Regions from separate parts of the Homo sapiens genome. Here region 2 is linked to region 1. The links are chromatin loops, found by intact Hi-C in ENCODE. Cell type or tissue: Caco-2. All regions are shown on one strand. Each heading gives the region's core, and the rest is flanking DNA. Links, peaks and the distances in the headings are about the cores only.

Region 1 (12,162 bases), core at 5,672-8,171:
TGTTTTCAAGGCTCATCCATGTTGTATCTGTATTTATTTTAAAGCAATAGGAAATTATCTGGTGTCTAGTCTGGTCAATAAGCTGGATGTATACTGTTTGAAAAAAGTTTAAGTGATATTGCAAAGTAATGAGATTATTTATCCTATGAGACTCATGTCTTGAATATACAGATTCTATTTACACTAAAAAAAACCCCACACACAACAAATAAATGCTACAATACATTATTACCTACACTCTATGCATATTGCTTGATTACTGCCAAGTAGATTTTACAAGGTCTTCTTTGGAAGGGGAAAGGTTTGGCCAAAGGATGTTAGACTCAACATGTTATAGTAAAATTATGATACACTCCCTAATGAAAGAGGTGAAATATATGCAAATCAGATCTTGGGTGACTGTAAGGTAAAATATGTAAATTAGGCCTTTGTAGTCTGTGTTTGTAATGTCCCTCCCTTTTAATTGTCCACTCTTCTGTTCTCCCCTGAGAGTGAAATACCTGTTTAATAAAATAAATCATCCTAAAATATTTGTGAATTAATGAACTTAAAAATTAATAAGGACGTTCTTGCTTAATTCTACAAAATTAACTGACTTTTGATCAAGAAATGGAGAGAAATGTTCAGAGAAGGATCCTTCCTTGTCTCCTCAAATCATACCACATGGACCAGTGTGGTTCTCAAACTTCTATGTGCCTAAGAATCATCTTGATATTTGTAAAAAATAGTTTCCTAGGCCCCAGAGATTCTGATATGATATGGGTGAGGATCAGAAATTTATACTTCTAATAAATATCCTGGGTCAGTGGGTCTTATCCACTGGTGTGCATCAGAATTACCCTGAGGACTTGTTAAAACACAGATTGCTGGATCCCACTCCCAGAGTTTCTGTTACAGTAGGTCTGGAGTAGGGCCTGAGAATTTACCTAACAAGAACTCTGCTGATGTTGATGATGCTGGTTGAGGATCATGCTTTCACAACAACTGTCTTAGGTAATTCTAAAATAATTGTGCCTTGGCTACACTTGAAGACATATTGATAAACTAATCACACTTCTGCAAATCAGGTTAAGTCTATGTGGTAGCCTGCAATGAAGAAGCGTAGATTTTGACAATAGTAGAATGAAATAAAACTCTATTCCTAGCTGTGGAAGCATCAGTAATTTTCACAACCAATTGTAATAGGGCAGTATTTTAACGTAAGAAATCAGTTAAGTACCTAAAAACAATGCATCAAAAACAATATTTTCTTTTGACTTTCAGTTGTACCTGTGAAAGTTTGTAAATTATTGTTGTAGATTTAATTTAAAATAATATACCAAAAAACCCAACGACAACCGAAGCACTGAGAAAATCATTGTTTAATGGCTTCAATTAGAAAACTGATTCAGGGGTACAGCCTGCTGGAGGTTTCTGATATTGCAAAGGAGAAAATTGTTAAGGAAGTTTTATCACTTAATATCTTTTATTATAAACATTTCTTTTCATGTTTTTTACAAGCATGACATAATGGAAACATCGTGAACTTTAGAGGGTTCAAGATCTTCCTTTGCCTTGTGATCTTCCTTGCTATGTGACCTTGGGCAAACTACTCAAGCTTCAGGTTTTCAGTCTGTATAATGGGGTAACGTGAAAATTTCTACTCAGCAGAACTGCTTTGAGAATGAAAACATTTAAATTCCCAGAACAACAACACTGGACTAATTGCAGAACCTGTGTTCTTTACATACACATATACATATACATACATACATACATACATACACACACACACACAGACACACACCCCAACAAACAGAAAATTACTTTCTGACCATCCTTCTACACAAGTTGCCCAAACTGAATTCTGCATCAAAGCAACATTTATCAAGACATGCAGAGACTCCGTGTTAGTGCTTCTCTGCATGTTGACTTCTGATGGCTGTATGCTTTAGCAAATTAGAAAAGATTGGAATCTGGAAGAGTCACATAATTTTTGCAGGTATTAAAACTTATGTGAAGTTAACAATTAACTTATACGGTGAAAGCTGGGTGCAGTAGCACGTGCCTGTAATCCCAGTTACTGGGAAGACTGCATGAAGATCTCTTGAGTCCAGGAGTTTGAGGCCACAGTGAGCTATGATTGTGTGCCACTTCACTCCAGCCTGGGGAGAGAGACCCCTGTTTCTTACAAAAAAAAGAAAGAAAGAAAGAGAGAGAGAGAAAGAAAGCAAGCAAGCAGGGAGGGAGGGAGGAAGGAAGAAAGAAAGGAAAGAAGAAAGAAAAAGAAGAAGGAAAGAGAAAGAAAGAAAGAAAAAGAAAGAAGAGAGAGGGAGGGAGGGAGAGGGGAGGAAAGAAGGAAGGAAGGAAGGACGGAAGGAAGGAAGGAAGGGAAGGAAGGAAGAAAACAAGAAAACCTTAATGATGAAGTGAAACATCCCAGCTGAGTAACTTTCTGTAAGTAAAATTGTACATTTTTTTAAGTAAAATCTATACTCAGTGCCCAGAGTCAGTTCCTTGTGCTGGGAGAGGACACTTGTCAACTGGTTCCTACCTAAGATAAGCAACAGAAAGGAAGAGCACATTAATGCCAAAGCTCAAACTGTGGCGTCTCTGGCCCCCAACCATGCTAAGGAACTCACATCTTGAGGCCCTCAAATCACCCTGGCGATGTGTGGGGCATCCGTGGTGGTCTCATGGATGGCTGGCAACAGGTTCATTTGTGTTTTCACTATGGCCTCCTGTATCACAGAGATGTGATACAGTGATCTACATTGGGCCTGGGAATCTGCATTAAAATAAGCACTCTAGGAGATTCTGATAGGAATGAATGACGAAAGGCATATAAGGGTTGCACAATGTAGGAAAAATCATGCGTTGAGAGACCCAGCAAAGATTAGTTTTTCTGCTCCAGCTTGCTGCACTTATTGGAATGGAGTCAAGTAGTACATCTATACTCAGTGGGAACTCTGATTGAATATCAGTTATGATTGCCAGGAGACACTCTGATTCAAGCTAAGTGTGCCCTTAGGGTTCTGGTGTTGCAAACTCGGTGGTTTATTGGCCATTGCTGCAGTAAAAGACCATTATGAGGGTGAACTAATTCTGCCTTCTTATCTGCTGCCCACCATGAATCAAATCAGGTTGTTTAAGCTAGCCCAGGGTCCAGCACAGAGTGTTGCACAAAGAAGGTATTCAGTAAATATATATTGAACAGAATCCTTGTGGCACCACGATACCAGTTACATCAAAGGTTGGAGTTTAATTGAAAGATATATTTACTGGGCCCTGTATTGAGGACCAAGCAGCCCTTCCAAGCACTGGATGCCCATCTGCTGTAGCTTTTCTCCAGGTAACTCAGGAGTAGGAGTTTTAGGAAGTTTGAGTCCTAATGTGCCCCCCAAAAAACTAGCTGCATTTTCAGATTATAACTCTGGCTTACCACCATTTACTTATGGCAGCTTGTGAAAAATCACATTCTATTGATATTCTTAAAGTAGAGCTACACTGGCACTTGGGCAAGGTTGGGGTGAAGAGCAAAAAAAATTAGGATTCAATATATTGGATAATTATATGGGGATTAAGCAGGTTCTGTCATTGATGGTCATTAGTTTAGTGGCCAGGCGTTAAAGAATGGTGTTAGATCTCTCTCTCTCTCCTTTTTTTTTTTTTTTAACCTTGAGCAATACTGTTTAGCGTTCTTAAAGTGATATGGACTGACTTACCCAGGTTACATGATAGTTCCCTCTTAATCAATGAATATGGATTGCTTCACTTTTAATTGCTCTAAAATCTGTAGGAGACAGATGACAGTGCCTTGTCTTCCAGGGTCACAATAACAGAACTATTGACTACTAAGAATTAATGAAAAAAATAGTTTGATAAAAAAAGAATTGTTTTAATCTGTTAAAAATGGTTTGAGAAACTTTTTTTTTTGAGACAGAGTCTCACTCTGTTGCCAGGCTGGAGTGCAGTGGCACGACCTCGGCTCACTGCAACCTCCACCTCCCGGGTTCAAGCGATTCTCCTCCCTCAGCCTCCCAAGTAGCTGGGACTACAGGAGCATACCACGCCCAGCTAATTTTTGTAGTTTTAGTAGAGACAAGGTTTCACCATGTTGCCCAGGATGGTCTCAATCTCCTGACCTCATGGTCCGCCTGCCTCGGACCCCCAAAGTGCTGAGATTACAGGCATGAGCCACTGCACCTGGCCTTAAGAAACTTTTATAATATTCTCCTATTTACTATGAATTTTAAACCACATGCATTTTTCTGTCTACTTTAAGATAAATTATTGTTAAAGAAAAAATAAAATTACAGAGATGTTATTTATATTTACTTTTAAGAGAAAGTAGTCAGAGTCATGTGATCATAGGAATAGACATTTTCTATCTAGCCTAGCCTGAGAATTAGGTGATATGCCATATTCTTCCTGTGCCATCTAGTGGGAGACTCAAATGGTTTTATGTGAGTTTTGTATAGATTGTCATTAATTTTTTAAACTTTTCATTTGTAGCAAATCAACCAGATTAATAACTGGTATATATCAAATTAGAGGTGGAAACCAAAACTGAAACAGAGAAAACAAAGTACAAACTATGTCTTCTGTTACAAACAACTTTATGGCAGGGTGTGCTCAAGCTTCCAGCTCTCATCACTAATGATGCCAATGGAGAGTCCATGGATAAAATCTAGGCAATAACCAGTATTGGTAAATCATGATAGTATAATATGATGATGCATCTGATTTAATCAGCCAAGAACATCCTAAAGACAGTATTCCTAGATTTAAATAGAATAGAATGCCTTTCACATGCTGTTTCCTGTCTTTACACTTCCCTTCTCTGCATGATGAAATTTTGCTCATCTTTCAAGAGTCCTCAGGCCTTTGATAGCTGTATGCTTCAGTGAATTAGAAAAGATCATGTATCATCTCCTCTGTGAAACTTGTCTTTTTTCACAATCTGCCTGCATATAATACATAGATAAACAGACACAGACACACACACTGCAGCAGGTCTAAATGGTCCCTGCCTGTTGTTCCAGAGTACTTTGTGCGCATGCTTCTGTTACCACATTAACTCATATGATAGTTTTCACAGATTGAGCTGCTTGAGGACAAGGGTCATGTGTTCATCTTTGGGTTGTACACCACCTTGAATGAATGAAAGGACAAAAGTCTTTATAGAGTCATCACTGCTGCCCATTTCTCTGCCTCACTTGGTTGTAGAAGCCACTTACATCCAAGTTCCAATGACTGGGCTGCGGACAGATGAAGAATAACAGTGTGTGTGTAACAGGGAAAGACAAAGCATGGAGGGAGAAAAGGGAGTAACAAATCAGTAGGAATAGTGTTCCAAGGGATCTATGATGAGCTTCGCCATGCTGTACCTTCTCCCTCCACCCTTAGCCCTCATCTTCCCTAACCCTAAGAGACAAACTGTCTCACAGTTGAGGCGTTGGCTTTGTTCCACTTGTGCATACTGCCCATGGACAGCAGTGATGGTCACAGAGGACTCAAGTGCTGATAATGATGGTTTAGGTGGCAGTGAAGAAAAAAACTATACAATTGTCCGTAAACCAATGCATATTTGTATATGAAGCCTGTCACTTAGGTCCAATTCCAAATACCTGGCCTTTCTGGACATTCTCTTTTACTGGCTTAAAGTAGGTATGAGGGATTTTCCCATGACCATGTTCCAGAAAGAACAGTCACCCCTCCTGGGACCTCCTGAGAGAAGCACCATCAACAGACTACTGCAGCCTCAAAGAGCTACTTCATCTTTAAACTCCTACAGCACTTACTGGCATGGTCTAGTCCTGTTAGATAGTATCTTGATTCATTGTTCCATTTGCATTGGGTCTCCTGATTGGACTGTAAGCCCCCTGAGGTTAAGAGCCATATCTAATGCTTCCCTCCAGAGCTCCTAGGACAACAGAGTAGAGTGAGGGTCTTAGAATAATATATATTCTGACATTGGTTAACTGAAAAACAAATACTCAATTTATTTTTTATATTATTTCATATATGACATTATTTTATATTATTATATCTTTTTTTTCCCATCCATTCTCACATCTTTCATGCCCATTGCCTCTTTTTTCCTATACCCCATTCCTCTTTCACAGGGCATTATCTTCCAAAGAGTCCTAATGACCCAGCTCTGCCACAGCCACCATGGTAAGTGAAGTCCAGTGCAGAACAAGGTAAACAGACACAATCCTGCCCTGGAGAGACTGTCATACTGAGTAGACCCACAGTCAGAGGACACAGAGAGGAGAGGAAGCAATAAACAAAAATTCCATTGAGCTGGTAGGGTCATAAAGTGTGTTGCAACCATACTTCAAACAAGGTCAGCCCAGAACTAACAGAAACTCTATGATTAGCACCATCTCCTTCACTTCCTAATTGCAAACACGAAAGACACATTCCTTCTCTATTTGTGCTCTGGCCTGGTAAGAATGGGAAAGCAACTTAAACCCATTTGAGGTTATAATTGCTTTTTTTTTTATGTTTACAAATCTTATTTTATCAAGTAGTCAGTTGTTCAGGCCGAGAGAGTGTAGGACAAATTTTTCTTTCAGCGTGAACACGTGAAGTACACGTGAGGTCTGTAGGGTATGGAGGAGGCCTCAGGGGATGAATCATGTGGTCTAAGGTCCACAACTAGGAGGTTGTTCAGGGCAAATTGCAGAGTGAGAGAACTGCAGGCAGGAGAAGATTTCAAATATTCCAGTCCCCACTTCAGAAAATGGCATCTCTGTATTTTCAGTGAGTTCAAGCTGAAAACCTTGCACTTTTGATTTATCTCTCCTGTCACATCCCCATTTAATCTAATGGCACATCTTGCTGGTTTGGGGGAAAATTCTTCCAAAATATATCTAGTATCTCCAGTTTCCACCACTCTAGTGCCACCCAGGTAATCTATGCCAGCCCCCAGTCCCATTAGAACTTCTGCAGTAGCCTCTACCTTGGTCTCTCTGCCACCCCCTTCCACCTCCACATAGCAGCCAAAATGATGTTGGCAAAGCATGAGTCATGTATCATTTAAGGTAATAGTAGCTACTGTAACAAGGAAATCCCCACATTTGAATAATACACATTTTGTGTTCCATTTTTTATTGCTCAGGGAATAGTTCATGTGGGGACTCCTTGTCAATGCCAGGCTGGGAGAGGGAGAGCCCAGTCATCTTAATACATGGAATCAACACCCAGCTGGTAGAAGGGCGGAGAGAACATGAAGCAGGCATATCTGCTCCTTCAATACCTCTGCCCAAAAGTCACCCATAAATCACTTCTGCTCTCCTTCCAATGGCCAGAATTCATCTATGACATCTCTAGATGCAAGGAAGTGCGCTGGCTGGGCAGCTGCTTCCCTACAACAACTTCACAGCTTCACAACTCCACAATTCTATAACTCTACAACTCCAAAATTCCACAACTCTACAACTCTTTAGTGACAGCTGCCATCTGTTCAAATGTGAGGTGGGTCTTATCGCTCGCCTGCTTACCACTGTCCAAGAGCTTCCCATCTAACTAAATAAAAAATTAAAATCCCAGCACTTTGGGGGGCTGAGGCGGGAGAATTGCTTGAGCCCAGGAGTTTGAGACCAGCCTGGGCAACACAGGGAGACCACCCCCTAACACAAAAGTTAGTCGGGTGTGGTGGCATGCATTTGTAGTCCCAGCTACTTGGGAGACTGAAGTGGGAGAAATGCTTGAGCCCAGGAAGTCAAGGCTGCAGTGAGCTGTGATTGTCACTGCATTCCGCCTGGGTGACACAGTGCAACCCTCTCAAAAAAGAAAGAAAAAGAGAGAAAGGAAAGGAAAGGAAAGGAAAGGAAAGGAAAGGAAAGGAAAGGAAAGGAAAGGCAAAAGGCAAAAGGAATGGCAAAAGGCAAAAGGAAAGGAAAAGAAGAAAAGAGATCCAAAATCCGAAGCCTCCGGACCTCATACCACCCTCCTGGGCTCATTGTGCTCCAGCCTCTCTCACCCTTTTTCTGATCCTTGCTTATTCCCACCTCAGCAGTTGCTGTTTTCTCTGCCTTGAATATTCTTTCACCAGATCCCTTTTCATCAGGTAAGTAGATAGAAAATGGGACCCAGGAATTTGCACTTTAACAGGCACCCAGTGACCCTGGTGCCGACGGTCAGTGGTCTATACTTTGAGAAGCACTGGTACAGTGGTTAAGAATGTGGACTATGGGATCAGAGGGCTTGGGTTCAAATATTATGAACCCAAAGACTTGCCGAATCTCTAACTTTGGGTACTTTATTTGCCCTCTCTAATGCTCGATTTCCTCACCCATGAAATAGAGATAACAACAGAAATCACTTGGTTGCCGTAAGTAAACAGAAACTTGGTTGTTGCAAGAAACAAAAACATGGTTGCTGTAAGCAAAATGAGGTCAAATCAAGATACCAGGTCTGACACATAGTAAGTGGTACAAAGGAGTGCCTACAGATGCATCATGCAGCTTTAGAAAAAGTAGGGTGGAACTGGACAAAAGAAGATTTGAGCAAGTGAATCTTAAATGAGAAAGTGATGTGACTCCTGTGCTTCCTGGGGCTAAGGGATGCCACCATAGAGTCCTAAGGAGTGGAGGGGTATGTCGGATGGTTTGAGATGCCTGTGTCACAGTCACTCTGAGCAATGATGAAAGAAGGTTAGATCTGGGAAAGGGGGCCCTACCAGGAGCTTGTTTCACTAGGCCAGATGGAAGAAGATTCAGTTGTATGAATTGAACAGAGAGATGAGTTAGAGGGAGAAGAAAGCAGCAAGAAGCAGCAAAAGAAGGTTAACAACATGAAAACAGACCAAGGGAAAAGATTGAAGGGAAATGTGTGTTGTCTCAGGATGGGCAGGACCTACTGCAATGGAAGGGCACTAATTCCTAGATTATACCCAAGAATGCCAGTAGATACCAGAAAGTGGTAAAATAGCAAATGAAGTCATAGAAGCCAGAGTTAGTGACAACACTTTAAGGAAGTCATTATAATTACAGTTGAAAAGGGTGAACTGGTGGCATCCAGTCAAAGGTTGCAAAGATAATGGCACTAGAAATTGTCCTTTCAATTTTCCTGAAGTTGCCAGAAATATCCTAGTTGAGGGTAGCAGCTTCTAGGGATAGAAGAAGTACAAGGGGAAGGAGAACAAAGTTGATTAAAGAAAGTCAATGTCCTATATGTGGTTAAGAAGTAGATGCATTTAGTATAAAGTATATGTTCAAGGAACACAAATATACAAGAAAGAAATGGAGCAGTGGCCAGGAGTAAAGTTTGAGTCCATGTTAGTACCACATGCACATGCACTCTTTCTCTCTCCTATGAAAACTTTCCGTGGCTTCCATATAAAGTCCCTTTTACTGTCCCCTACCCCTACACTTTAAACTGACTGCTGACCTAGTTTGAGTATGATTAAAGTTCCATGTAGGTTGAGTGATCCAGGTTTTGTGGGGGCTAAAACGTATATTATTTGGCTGATCCTTCTCAAGAAAAAGAACATAAAATTAGAAATATAAAGTTAGGTACAAAAAAGAATATTTATTAAGGATAAGAAAAGGATTCATAATAAGTTACTGGAGCCTTGAGAGTCCAGGTCCCTTTCTTCTGACATGTCTCTAAGCAATTTACCCAAAATATTTACATAGAAATGCAATCTGACTTCTCTCTCTACTGACAACATTCTACAACCCACACCAACTCCCAATACTCACGGAGGCTCAAGCAATTAAGGGGTCCAAAGCTTACGTTTCTTACTTCATGGTAAACTTGCCTTTCTGTTTAGGTGTTTCTCAGCTTTATTCAGCTCTTCTTGGCTCCAAAGTGGGGCAACTGTAATATCCAATTAAGATGAAAAATTTCTGTATGTCCTCCTTTCTGTATATTAAGTAGGCATCGTTTTCGTGAAGGTGGAAAGGACTAAACACTGAACATGAGGAAAAAACCCTGTAGAGGACAGTGACTTCGGCAGACATGGCCTCAAAGCAGCTAGCAGAGGATTGAGTCCCTGAGCTTTTCCAAAATATGTGGCCACATTCCTGTCAGTACAAATATTGCCTAAGCACCAACTGTATCTCAGGGAGGAATTTGCTTTCTGTGGTTTCTTCCATTAACCCCTCCAGATTCACTCTCTTCTCAGCTCCACTCTGCTCTGGGCCCCAGGAAGCTGAGCCATATAGCTGTCAGCTAGCTCCCTTCATGCCCAGCTCATGGTTGGGTTTGGCCATTGAGAGGCAACAGCAGGAGAGTGAGGATGGATTATTTATTCCCTGGCTTTCTTGTGTTGGCTACAGCCTCTTCTTTCAGATAGTCCTCTCCATACAACCACCCTCTTCAGGGTCTGGAAATAGCTCCAGCCTCTTGATCTTCAGGCTGGGGGATGGTAATGACTCCCCTGATCACAAGCCTGGAGGACTGTGCCATCCTTTAGTGGCTTCCTTAAGCCACTGTCCACATCTTTGTAAGCTGTTGCTTTATTAAACTCTCCTCAAATTACCTAGTTTGAATACTCTTCTAGTTTCTGCTTGGGTGCTGATTGATATCATGTTATAATTAACAAAGAAGAAAAAAGGCCTTTGGAAACTTTCGCTTGGGGGCCCGGAATTAATGAATTAATAGAAGTAAAAAGCCATAGATGACACTGAATGCACCAGCCAATTTATTGTGACAGAAGGGTTGTCATAACAAGCATATCTCACCTCCAGACAGGCGGGAGTGCCAGAAAACAGTCCCCAAATGAAAACCAGGATGCAGCACCGTGAATGTGAGAACCTGAGGTCACTGACCACAAACTACATGTTCCTCCATCTGATAGTACCTTAGAATAAAAGAAACCCTTCCAGTCGTTAGTTGTATTATTGACTATTCTCTGCTTGAATACTTGGAAAGATGGGAGAACATTACTTTACAATAGCGCACTCTGTTACAGGGCACATCTAATTGTTAGATCATTATATTGAGCAAAATCTGCCTCCTGACTTTCTTTGGGTCTGTTTCTTTCTTTTAAACAATGCAGAGGCATGTGATCTTTCTTCCTTATGACAGATCGATAGATATGAGGACAGCTGCCATGTCACTCTAACTCTCTGGTAGAAGCACTATTAACACACTTCTCACTACCCTGGTGTCTTGAATGACCTGGTTCATCAACATGCCTATGAAAGTATGGTGTCCAAAAATGGACATAATACTCCAAGTGGACTCTTACTTGAGATAACCATAAAACACTCAACCAGGTTTATCTCATTGTTCCTCCCCCACTCCTCAAAAAAATATTTCTCTTACTTCTGGGACACATTTAAAATTAATCCGTTCTCTTCACACCTATAGCTGCTACCTCCTTTAACTATACTAAAATTATCTTCTCCTCTCACATCATTTCCTATTTCGAATGCCCCTTTTATAGCTACCCGTGGTTTTTTTCCATCAGATTCAAGTTTCTTGATGTTACCATTACCACCTGACCTCAGTCATCATTTTTACTGCTTCCTGATTTTCTTGTTCTCTTTTCTCCTCCACAGCTTTTTTCCCTGTCACCTCTACTGAATATACTACTGATTTCACACTGAAGTTTGTTTGAAATATTTAGCCCATTTTCATCCTCTCCCAATTTAGAAGTCCCCTTTATATAACCACCTCATGTTTAAAACTTAGAGGACACACACACACGCGCACACACACACACACACACACACAATCTAAATGATATTTTCTCCTTCAGAATTCATGGACATCCTAATTTTAGTGGTTTGATAATATACCTTAAATTAATTCTGGGTATTCTATACTGGTGTCAAGGATAACCTGTTAGAACCCAAATCATATCATACAATGTTACATGAAAATATGAAGCCATTTATAATTACGTAAAACATACAGAACTAGAAATAGCATGGAAATAACACTTGAAATAATATTGGTTGACAATCATTTCAATGAAAGATGCAGCATATCAATCATTCAAATTATGTATAAAACTCTCATAGAATATGTGCCACTCAGGATTCACCTATACTTAGCTTTACTTCTCATTGTGAGGGAAGCCTACAGTTCAGGTCCTGAGCTCTGATGAAAATCTATTCATCCTTGCTTTGAAGCACAGGATTTAGCTAAACATTCAGCACTGAGCATTTGCTATGTATATCTGTGCATACTTCTGGACACAAGCCAAGTTTTAAAAAA
Region 2 (12,162 bases), core at 3,810-6,309, 54 kb after region 1:
GTTGGATACTTTTTCCTCTGTAGGAGAAAGAAGAATGGATTTCTCTGTCCTGCCTTTGGTTAGTTTTTGGTCATTTTCTAGGTATGTGTCATTTCTGGCTCTTGCATTTTCAACACAGTCGACTCTTGTACACTGAGCTCAGTGTCTCCGTGGTTTTCTGGAATGCTTAACGTGAGCCTCTTTTAAAAGGAGAGTTACACAGGCTGCCTAAACATTGCACAGACCTCCTGATTCTAAAAATATGCTGTCTGTTTGGTTAAAATGGTTAAATTATTATTAAGTCTCATTTCATTGTAGCTTGAATTGTACCTGAATTCTTTTCATTGTTTTCCTTTTCAACTTCCTATGTTCTGGTCCATCTTTCCACCGTCAGTTTTTTATCTTTTAACAAATTATTATATGCTCCTTATAGTCTAGAATTATTTATTTAGGCTTCCACATAAATCAGTTTCTCCAGATTTTCATTAATGTTCAAACTTTTTCCCTTAGTGTAGTTGCCTAGATATACTGCCTGAGGGCCTGGATCATGATTTCACCAGTATTAAGTGCAATATTAATATTCAGCTCATCTCCCTCTCCCTGATCCAGGAAGGCACTTCTTTTCCTCATCTTCATCAGGAAGCAGAGAGTTATGCATCTGCCAGCTTCAGTAATGCTGTTGGCTGCTCTGGGTATGGTGTGGCCAAAAAAAATGTTGGGGGTAGGTTTGTAGCAGCTGTTTTACCACATTCCTGTAAAAATACCGGCAAGCGTAGACTGCTCCTCTCAAGGCACGAATGGCCTTCTCCTGCTCTGTTAAATATGGGGAGGAAGTCTGTCCACGTACAGCTGTGGCTGATCCCTGTTAGAATACAGGGTCGCAGACTTTAGTATATGCAAGCACTACCTGGAGGTGCAGAGTCTTGGACTGCACCCCTAGGCTCTAGGATTCTGTCTATCTAGGGTAGATCCCAGGGACCCTTTGGCAGCATGCCGGGTGATTCTGATGCAGGTCATCTGCAGAACATTCTTTAAGAAATACTGATTAAGTCTTTGGAATTAGGCTCATTATTCTTTAAACAATATTTTTTAAAGAGAAATAAAAAAAAAACTGTGGCTGGATGGCCAGTTTTGAGGAATGTTATAGAGGAAATTAATAAACAGATTGAGGAAATGGACTGGATTTCTAAAGTCCATTCCTTTCCACCTCTGCAACTCTATGATTCAGCACTTTTTAAAGATTAAATATAGTATATCTGAATCCATGGAATTTAGGAGAGATTTCTTGGCATCTTTCTATCTCTACTGAAGATCCTCCAAGATGAAAGATTATGCTAAAATGTAGAAAATGTGAGTATAGCAGCTTTGGTACCTTCCTGGAGCTATTCTTTGCTCACTAAACCTACACTCTAGTGTATGGTCCCTCCTCATTGTCACCTTCTGGGAGTAGTTTGCTTGGTTTTACAAGATTAGGACTGAAGTGGGTAGTTTCTGAAAATAGGAGAAGAGAAGGAATGTGCCCTGAGGATTGAGGTGAGCCTTAAAAATGGAAGGGGAAGATTTGGAACATCAGAACAGGGCAGGGCTCACTATGGGTGGAGATGGCAGATTTTATGTGAACAAGACATTTCTGTATGAAACTATTGTGCAGAGGTTAAGGGACAGGAGCAGTGACGAAGCCTCAAATTCTGTAAAGAAAAAAACTTAAGATGCCTGGAAGATGCTTCCTTAAATTCACAATATCATATATAAAGGATTTCCATAAAAATTTCCAGAAAGCTGTTTTTAATGTGGACAGGAAAAATTGCCATAGAAAGTTGGAGGGGGGAATGCAAATGAACTAGGGAATATAAAAATAGGTCCTTGGCACCACGACTGTCTTATTCTGTTTATCTTATTCAAGAGGCAACACACACAATAGAATTCTAGAGAAAAAGACCTGATTATGTGGCAGCTTCAACTAAGGGAAGGATAGAAATTCTGAATAAACCTAAAGGACAACAGCCCCCTAACAAAGCAGATGCCACTTCGTTCTCCTACTTCAGAGGGATGGCCACAGACCCCCCCCCCCCGCCCCTCAGAGGCAGCTTCCATTTGACTGTCAAGTAGCAAATAAATGTTTAAACACACATGGAAATTTCTCCGAGAACTTCCCTGTGAGTTATCTTTCACATGCAAATAGAAGTTGTGAATTTCTGAACAGGGATATTCTAAAGGAGGATGAGAAGCCCGGCTAGGGAGAGGACCCTTTAAGAAAAATCAAAGCCAAGTAGAAAGGGAGAGTCAAAGTAGACAAAAAAATTCAAGAGAAACCCTCAATCCAGATGGTCTACCGAAGCGGAGAATGCAGAAGGGGTGGAACCTAGCACAGTGCCTGGTACTTAGGAACATTCTATAAATATTTGTGGAAGAAAGACTGGGATTCCTAGTAAAAGCTTCCTAAATTGTTGAAAGGTGATTAAAAAGCTAGCCCTGTTACAACTAAAAGACAAATGGGACCAAACTGAGGATCCAAACAGAAAAGGATCTTTTATCAGAGATCAATGCAGAAACATGATTCAGGACAGGAAAGTAAAGCAGGCAGCTTAGGCCACTGGTAAATGATCCAGAGGAATGTAAGACAGACTAGAAGTGTGGTACAAAGATATGCCTGGCAGGAACTTCCCTGCTGAGAGCCCAGGAGAAAGAATGCCTTGAGGCTGTACTTGCATTTTATTTCTTCTGTTCATAGTCCTGCCACTCGCTTTTCCCTTTCTCAAACCCCTCTTTCTATGTAAAATTTAGTTCTGCTTCAGATTGATTTGTGTATGTTGAAATGCAGTGGTCAGGGTAGTAGAAAGGAAGTGAGTTAAAGAAGTAGGAAAAGGATGCTGGGCACGGTGGCTCACACCTGTAATCCCAGCACTTTGGGAGGCTGAGGCCGGCAAATCACAAGGTCAGGAGTTTGAGACCAGCCTGGCCAACATGGAGAAACCCCGTCTCTACTAAAAATACAAAAAATTACCGGGCGTAGTGGTGGGCGCCTGTAATCTCAGCTACTTGGGAGGCTGGGGCAGGAGAATAGCTTGAACCTGGGATGCGGAGGTTGCAGTGAGCCAAGATCACTCCAGTGCACTCCAGCCTGGGCAACAGAGCGAGACTCTGTCTAAAAGAAATAAAAATTAAAAAAAGACGTAGGAAAAGGCCAGGATACAAAGGCACAGTCTTTGATGGAGGCATTTTCTTTCTCTTTGACTCCTAAATGTTGGCTTAAGACAGACTCAAAATTTGTCATCAGATTTAGCTGGTGTAACATGCTCTAGTTTTTCATGGGTGCAGGGGCAGATCTTTCACTATATATATATTCAGGTAAACTTTATTGGTTAGTGATACAGTTTGGCTGTGTCACCAACCCAAATCTCATTTTGAATTGTAGTTCCCATAATCCCCATGTGTCATGGGAGAGACCCAGTGGGATGTAATTTAGTCATAGGAGTGGTTACCCTCATGCTGTTCTCATGACAGTGAGTGAGTTCTCACAAGATCTAATGGTTTTATAAGAGGCTTTTCCCACTTTTGCTTGGCACTTCTCCTTGCTGCTGCCATGTGAAGAAGGACATGTTTGCTTTCCCTTCCATCATGATTGTAAGTTTCAATCTGAGGCCTCACCAGTCATGCTGAACAGTGAGTCAATTAAATCTCTTTCCTTTATAAATTACCCAGTCTCAGGTATGTCTTTATTAGCAGTGTGAGAACAGACTAATACAATTAGTAAACCTTGAGCTCTGAACCTGGGAGGCAGATGTTGCAGTGAGCCAAGATTGCGCCACTGCACTGACCCAGTCTCAAAAAAAAGAAAAAAAAATCTAGTAAACCTTGAGTTCCAACAACAAGCATTTCCTGCCTCCCTTTATGTTAGACCACAGCATTAAGAGAAGCAGCCACACTATCCTTGCCCTTCTCTACCTTAATAGACACACAGGATTATTCAAGCTCAGACTTGATGAGTCAGTAAGATTTCACCAGTAGCAAAGAGAAAAGATAAGGGCTTTTTTGAGCAGAACGAATGGCATGTGCAAGAACAGTGACAGTTTCCAAATGACAATTTAGGAGGGCCTTAGAGGTAGCAATTTGACTCAGTGGTGGGCTAGAAGCTGTTTGTGCATAGCATTCTATATAAGATTCATAATATATCAATTTTGCATATCAAATAAAGGATGGACTTCATGCATATCATAAGGAATAAAGACACCCAAATCTCCCCTTGTGCTGCTACCATGCAGGGGCCATGATATAGTTCTGGCATATTTAAAGATCCAAAAGAAGGTAATTTTAGCTGGAGCATAGAATGTTAGTGGTAGACTGGCTGAAGATGTACCTAAAATTTAGGCAGAGCCAGAGAGGTATTGTAGGAATATTACAAATTTTTAATTTTATCCTAAATGTAATGGGAAGCCATTATGGGTTTTAAGCTGGAGAGTAGCATGATCCGATTTATGTGTAAGAAGATCACTATAGCTCCTGGATAGAAATGGATTGCAAGGGACAAGGAGCTAACATCTGTTGAGTTTCTGTGTGTGCCTATCCCTGAACAATATGCATGCATTACTTCATTTAATTCTCACAATAGTTGTGAGAAGTGTGAACCATTATCTTCACTTTATAAGTGAGGAAACGAAGACCTTTGAGGCTATATAAATTGTCCAGAGGAACATAAGGAGGAGCAAGAAAATGAGTACAATTCCTTCTATTAATGTGAAATTAATGCATGGGGCATACCATACACCCAGTAAAATCTCAGTGATGGTTTTGTTGTAAAATTCTGTAGGTAGATGATTGTCATATCCAGAATGCAGTGATCAGGGAAGGGTTAATACATGATTTTGCAACAAGGAAGTTCATGATCCTGGCTGCTCATCTGAGAGATACTGGATATAGCCATTTATGATTGAAGCTATTATGGGATTTCACTCTTAAAAATCCCTCTTATCATTGTTAAATGTGCAAAAGACCTCTTTTCACTGTTTTCATCTTTTTGTCAGGTTGTTTTCCAGGAAGTGGTTGCTAGGAGTGAAAGAGTTTTATTATTTAGAGATAAGTGGAGCCTAGATATTCCATCTACTTAAAAAGAACATAAAAAGAGAACCTTATAGTAATTGAGTTGAAAATTATGTTTGCGACACTGTTTGTACAGTCCACCTGCTTTCTGTTTACTTGTGGTTATCTCCTTTCTCTAATGACTCTGAAAGCACATACTCAGGTTTGCACCAAAACACTATCCTGGAGGCTGTTGGAGGAGTCTGACTGCCAGGGCTCTTCAGGGCCAACAGCTGACTCTAATGACAGTGAGCACGTGCACTCGCAGTGGCTGAAGAGTCTCTTGCCATAAGCATGAGTGCTAGCTGGCTGCACAGTGTATGAATTACTCTTGGATACAGTTGTCTTTATATTCTGATAATGCCTACCACTGAGGGAAAACCTACTGAGATTAAAGTTTTGCCAACCAGACTACAGAGACACTGTTCCACAACCTGGGACAAGTTCCTGCCCAGGACCTCAGGTTATCAAGATAGTGTTGGGCCCCTGGTCTGTGTATCCCCCTGCCCTTTCTCACATATCCCTTAACATTATCTATGATTATTAATCTAAAAATGTGTACTCTTTATTGCTCTTGCAAAACTGCCATGTGCTAAGCTGTTTATAGCTTTTGTCTAGTCACTGCATTTAAAACATTCTTTAACCTTGTTTGGTATTTCCAGTATTCCAAATTCACTTAGAATTCCCATGGTATCTGTTGGAAAAAAATAGACATGAGATTTCATCAGTAAGTGTTTAATAACCTCCAAATAAAAGCCACAACTGTAGCCAGTGCTTGGAATCACAGTTGAGACCCAGGAGGCACCTTTGAGGTCACTCAGGCCAAACTTCCACTTAAAAATGTGGAAAGGGAGACATTGACAAGTCAGGGGATTTGCCCACGTCAACCAGTTCTAGGTGATAGCCAGGCCAGAGCTAGAACTCCAGTCTCCTAACTCTCTATTCAGAAAAGTTTTAAAGAACTACATATAGTATTAAACTTTTAAATAAATAAACATAAGTTTACTCTTTTGAATTGGACTTAAAAGTTATGGCTGGGCGCGGTGGCTCACGCCTGTAATCCCAGCACTTTGGGAGGCTGAGGCGGGTGGATCATCTGAGGTTGGGAGTTTGAGACCAGCCTGAATTAGCTGGGCATGGTGGCACATGCCTGTAATCCCAGCTACTCGGGAGGCTGAGGCAGGAGGATTGCTTGAACCCAGGAGGTGGAGGTTGTGGTGAGCCGAGATCGCACCATTGTACTCCAGACTGGGCAACAAGACTGAAACTCCGTCTCAAAAAAAAAAAGATATGCATCCCAGTCTGTTCATGGGCCTTTGGCCTTACATGCTTATAATTTATTACTACCCTCATGTCTAGGCTTTCCCTGCCTCATTTCCTCCTCTGCCTACATGAACTTACCTATACTGTCTATACTATTCTCTTAGGTCCTTCTCTCAGGAGAATATTAACACAGCTCAGGTGCTAATCAACAAAAATGTCTCCTGTTTTTGCCTAGTACCAGATATCAACTCCTCCCTGTTTCAGTCACTTTCTGGGATTAAGACTTTTTATTCTTGAAAACCCTGTTAAAATGCAATCAGTATTACCTGTGAGGTAAAATTTAGGAAGGCACTACTGTCTGCTGCAATTCAAATCTAAATTTGCCTGACTCCGAATTGTATTCTCCTTTGTATCATGCCTCTTGCATGAGAAATGTCATAGTATCTGGTGCTCAATACTAAGTCTAGCCAATATCTACTGAGGCTGCAGATGCCTCTGGATACTTTTTTTCCCATCTGGAACACATGGGTCAGTGACTATGCCACCATCAGATTAAAGAAAGGATGGGTTGTGAAGATGTCTTCTTTTTCTTGACTCAAATTACATTTCTTAACTTTGGAGTTAGTTGTGGAAATAAAAACAGCTAGTCAGAAATGACATTCAATAGAAAAAGCATAGAATATGTTTACTTGAGTTCACTGATTGGGAAAGAGAAGGTACATCCAAATGAGAATGGTAAGTGGGTGATGGTAAAGGCATAAGCCAGAGTCAAGAAATATGTGATACTTTTAAGGCAAGTAACTGAAATATTGAGCAGATTAATGCTTCTGTCAATTTCCTCACCTAAAAATGAGATTGCACCTACCTGCCCATCTCAAGTGACTGTTATGAAGATGATATGAAATGGGAGAGCATCATGAAGACATAAGATAGAGATCTTAAATGATCTGTGGAATTTTGAAGGGTGGAGAAGAGGTTTAGGTCACACAAGTGATTAAAATGGCATAAGCAAAGAGGAAAGTTGGAAAGGAGGAATGTTGGTTAGGTAAAGGAAAATTGATCATTCTGGCAAAAATGAAGGAAAGCAAATTAAGGTTCAAACACTAATATATTAGGCACAAGCATAGAGGTCTGCTTTATAGCAGAAGGGCAAAGCTTGTTGTCTCAGGATGGATGGATCTGTCTATTATCTCTATCTATCTATCTATCTGTCTGTCTGTCTGTCTATATTTTGTGAGACAGGGTCTCACTCTGTTGCCCACACTGGAGTGCAATGATACAATCACAGATCACTGCAGTCTCAAACTCCTGAGCTCAAGCTATTCTCCTGCCTCACCCTCCTAAAGTTCTGGGATTAGAGGTGTGAGCCACTGTGCCAAACCAATATTTTTTGTTAGGAGAGAAAGGAAGCAATCTGGAGTTATAGAAATCATTCAGAGTCCAAACTGAAGGTTAGAGGTAAGCTTCTTTTTTTTTTTTTTTTTTTTTTTTTTTTTAGACGGAGTTTCACTCTGTCGCCCAGGCTGGAATGCAGTGGCACGATGTTGGCTCACTGCAACTCCACCCTCAGGATTCAGATGATTCTCCTTCCTCAGCCTCCTGAGTAGCTGGGACTACAGGTGCCTGCCACCGCGCCCAGCTAATTTTTTGTATTTTTAGTAGAGATGGGGTTTCACCATCTTGGCCAAGCTGGTCTTGAATTGCTGACCTCGTGATCCACCCGCCTCGGCCTCCCAAAGTGCTGGGATTACAGGAGTGAGCCACCGCACCCGGCCTAGAGGTAAGCTTCTTAGTGCTTACTATCTCCAACTCTAAGTCCAACTCCATCCTTTTATTTTTAAATGATGCAAAGCTATCATACACGGCCCTTCCAACAATTGGGAAGTCATATAATGTATAAATAGGTTAAAACATAGCTATCCAATTTAGTGATGTTAAAACAATGAGAGAAAAAGGATACAATAAATTGTACTTGGGGCAAATAAAAAGATACAGACACAGAAAGAAACTTCTATAGTGTGGCTTTGAATCAGTTAAGACGTCTTAATGGAAACAAGAACTTGAAATGATTTAAATGATAAAGAAATGTTTAATGTGTAACAAGGAGCACCAGAATAGAGCAGGCATCAGAACTGATTGAGTCAGTAGTTCAAGAATGTCATGGAGTTTCCAGGGTTTATTTTTTTCTCTCTCCACTCTGTTGGCCTTGGTGTGTTATGTTTGCCTTAAGGCTGGCTCCCCTCCTAGCAGCAAGAGGGTTGAAGCAGTTTCAAGGAGAATGAACTTTTCATGGCTGGCTAGGACTAGTTATCTGGAGTAGAATCAGCTCTGGGGAATAAATCTCAAATAACATTATATTACTTTCATCATCTGATCGTTTAGGGGAAAGTAGGAAATGTAATTGTTCTTGCAGATGCTTTGATTGGTATAGTATTTTTTAAAAATTGAATGAGATGCTTACATTGAAAGTTCATAAGATTTATTTTTAAAAATCATATTTCTGGGTCATCTTGAAGAATTCAAAGTCTAGCCAACTGCCTGCATTCTCACTTAGCTAAAATTGGCTGGAATGGATTAGTTACTGCCCCTTCAGATGGTGCATTCCAATTCCAATGTGCTGGAGTCTCATAATTCCCTAATGTATTACACCTGGTCTGTTTTACTCGGGTTACTTACCTAGTCCCACATTTGAGGAAATTACTCTAAAAGAATAATTTTTAAGAGCCTATGTTAGCAGTTTTCTGCTGCTATAACAGAATATTACAGACAGGTTAATTAATAAAGAAGAGATTTATTTGGCTCACGGTTCTGGAGGCTGGGAAGTCCAAGAGCATGGCACTGGCATCTGGTGGACGTCATCTCATGGTGGAAGGCATCACATGGAAAATGAGTGCAAGACAGAGTGAACAAATGGGGGCTGAACTTATCTTTATATCAGAAACCCACTCTTGTGATAACTAACCCATTCCTGTGATAATGGTATTAATCCATTTATGAAGGCAAAGCGCTCATGACCTAATCACCTCTTAAAGGCCCCACCTCTTAATACTGTTACAATGGCAATTAAATTTCAACATGAGTTTTGATGAGGGCGCTCAAACCATAACATTCTGCCCCTGGCCCCCTAAAACTCATATTCTTCTCACAAACAACATTCATTCATTCCATTTCAATAGCCCAAAAGTCTTAACTTGTTCCAGCATCAACTCAAAAGCCCAAAGTCCAGAGTTGCATCTGAATCAGATATGGGTGAGACTGAAGGCATGATTTATCCTGAGGCAAATTCCCTATAGCCATGAGACTGTAAAATCAAACAAGTTATCTACTTCCAAAATACAATGGCAGGGCTGGCATAGGATAGACATTCCCTTTCCAAAAAGGTAAAATAGGCAAGAAGAAAAGGGTAACTGGCCCCAAATAAGTAAAAAAAAATCCAACAGGCTAATCAACATTAAGTCTTAAAGCTGAAGAATAATCTCCTTTGACTCCATGTCCCCAATTTTGGGCACACTGGGGTGGAAGATGGGCTCCTAAAAACCCAGCAGCCCTTGCCCCATGGCTTTGCTGGAGTCAGTCCACCCAGAAGCTCTCACAAGTTAGGATCACATGCCTGTAGCTCTCCTAGGCTGAAATTGCATGCTGGTGGCCTTACAGTTCTTGGGTTTTGGGATTAGCCCCAATCTCATGGCTCTACTAGGCATTGCCCTAGTGGGGACTCTCTGTGGTAGTTTTGATCCCACATTTCTACTTGGCATTGCCCCAGTAGAGGTTCTCTGCAGTGGCTCCACCCCTGTGATTAAGTCTTTGCCTGGGTGCCCAGGCTGTCTGCGACATCCTTTGAAATCTAGGTGGAGGAAGCCACACCAACGCAGCTCTTTGCATTCTGCACACCTGCACAATTAGTGCCACATGGATGCTACCAAAGTTTATGGATTGAACCTTCCAGAATGGTAGGTTGAGCCACACCTGAGCCTGCTTGAGTCACGGCTAGGATAGCTGAGGAGCACTGGACCAGAATGCAGGGAATAGAGTCCCAAAGTGGCCCTGGGCTGTGAGCCTGTGGAGGGCACCCTGAGCCCATCCCCAGAAACCATTCTGTCCTCCTAGAGCTCTGAGCCTGCAATGGAAGGGGCAGCCTCAGAAGAGCTCTGAAATGACTTTTGAGTCTTTCATTGTCTTGATGAACAGCATCTGGCTCTCATCTATACTAATACCTTTAGCATGTGGCCACTTTGTTCTCCTAAATATGACTTTTCACTCTTCATATGGCCAGACTGCAAATTTTTCAAATCTTTCCATGTAGTCTTTCTTTTAATTTTAATGTTGACCAAAAAAAAAGGCCAAACTCTGTAAAATATTTGAAGAAGTTTATTTTCAGCCAAATATGAGGACCATCACCCATGATACAGCCTGAGAAGGTCCTGAGAACAAATGTTCAGGGTGGTTGGGTTACAGTTGATTTTATACATTTTTAGGGAGATAGAAGTTACAGGCAAAGACATAAATCAATACATGTAAGACGTACATTAGTTTGGACCAGAAAGGTGGGACATCTTGAAATGGGGGCTTCCAAGTCATAGTGGATGCAAAGATTTTCTTATTGGCAAGTGGTTAAAAGAGTTAAGCTTTGCCTAAAGCGTTGAAGTCAGCGGGAATAAATTAGCAGTTTCTTGGGTTTAAGATACGGTGTTTGTGGAAGCCAAGGTTCTTGTTATGTAGATGAAGCCCCCAGGTAGCAAGCTTCAGAGAGAATAGATGATAAATGTCTCTTATGAGACTTTAAGAGGTGTCAGACTCTTAGTTAAATTGCCCCTGAATCAGGAACGGGAAGGGGAATCTCTACAGAGTGTAAATTTTCCCTACAAGAGACACCTTTGTAGGATCATTCCAAAATATGTCAAAGAAATATATTTTGGGGTAAAATACTTTGATTTCCTTTAGGGCCCAATCTGTCATATGATGTTAACCAAAGTCAGTTTGGAGTTGGTATCTTAGTGCTACAAAAACTCTGTTTGGTCAGTCTTAGTATCTCTATTTTAATGTGTTTTTGTTTTGTTTTGATTTTTTGAGATGGAGTCTCACTCTATTGCCAGGCTGGAGTGCAGTGATGCAATCTCGGCTCACTGCAACCTCTGCTTCCCAGGTTCAAGTGATTCTCCTGCCTCAGCCTCCCGAGTAGCTGGGATTACAGGCACATGCCACTACGCCCAGCTAATTTTTCTATTTTTAGTAGAGACAGGGTTTCACCATGTTGGCCAGGATGGTCTCAATCTCTTGACCGCAGGTGATCCCCTCAGCCTCAGCTGCCCAAAGTGCTGGGATTACAGGCATAAGTTACTGCACCCAGCTGTATCTCTACTTTATTGTTAATGCTGATTAGTTGTATCTAAACTTAAAATGGAAGGGAGTATAATGAAGCATGGTCTGAACTAGTTTTTCAGGTTTCTTTGAAATCTCCTTGGTCAAGAAAGAGGTCTGTTCAGTCGGTTTGGGGCTAGAATTTTATTTTTGTTTTCCAATAAATTCTGTTTTTAAGTCATTTATTTCCTCTTGCATCTCACTGTATGCAGTTAAAGGTAGCTCCAGCAGCCTGGAAGTATTGCTGCTTAGATATTTTTTCCACCAGATATCCTAGTTCATTGCTCTTAAGTTCTGCATACCATAAAGCCTAGGGCATGGACACAATTCAACTAAGGTCTTTGCTACTTTATAACAAGGATGGTCTTTACTCCAGTTTCTAATACCTTCTTCATTTCCATCTGAGACCTCATTAGAATGGCCTTTACTGTTCATATTTCTACCAACATTGTGGCTGTGAGCACTTAAGTAATCTCTAAGAAGTGC

What was found. Hi-C counts contacts between places; a loop is a spot of excess contacts. Peaks named below come from ENCODE experiments on the same cell type or tissue, not always from the same donor. Only the 100,000 strongest peaks of a DNase experiment are listed, where the experiment ranks them.
Region 2: it touches region 1 in a loop (5-fold over the local background); 1 of 110 quality-filtered maps calls a loop at or near these places.

The regions. Positions count from the first base shown.
Region 1 is chr2:190,803,011-190,815,172 of GRCh38, forward strand. No RefSeq gene overlaps it. Among named protein-coding and RNA genes, the nearest start is that of GLS, 72 kb to the right of the region's middle. In Caco-2, for the core only: no CTCF peak of the experiment used is centred there; DNase peaks (open chromatin) are centred at 6,221 and 6,611; H3K4me3 peaks cover 579 bases.
Region 2 is chr2:190,858,883-190,871,044 of GRCh38, forward strand. No RefSeq gene overlaps it. Among named protein-coding and RNA genes, the nearest start is that of GLS, 16 kb to the right of the region's middle. RefSeq lists enhancers at 10,400-10,940, 10,941-11,479. In Caco-2, for the core only: no CTCF peak of the experiment used is centred there; a DNase peak (open chromatin) is centred at 5,269.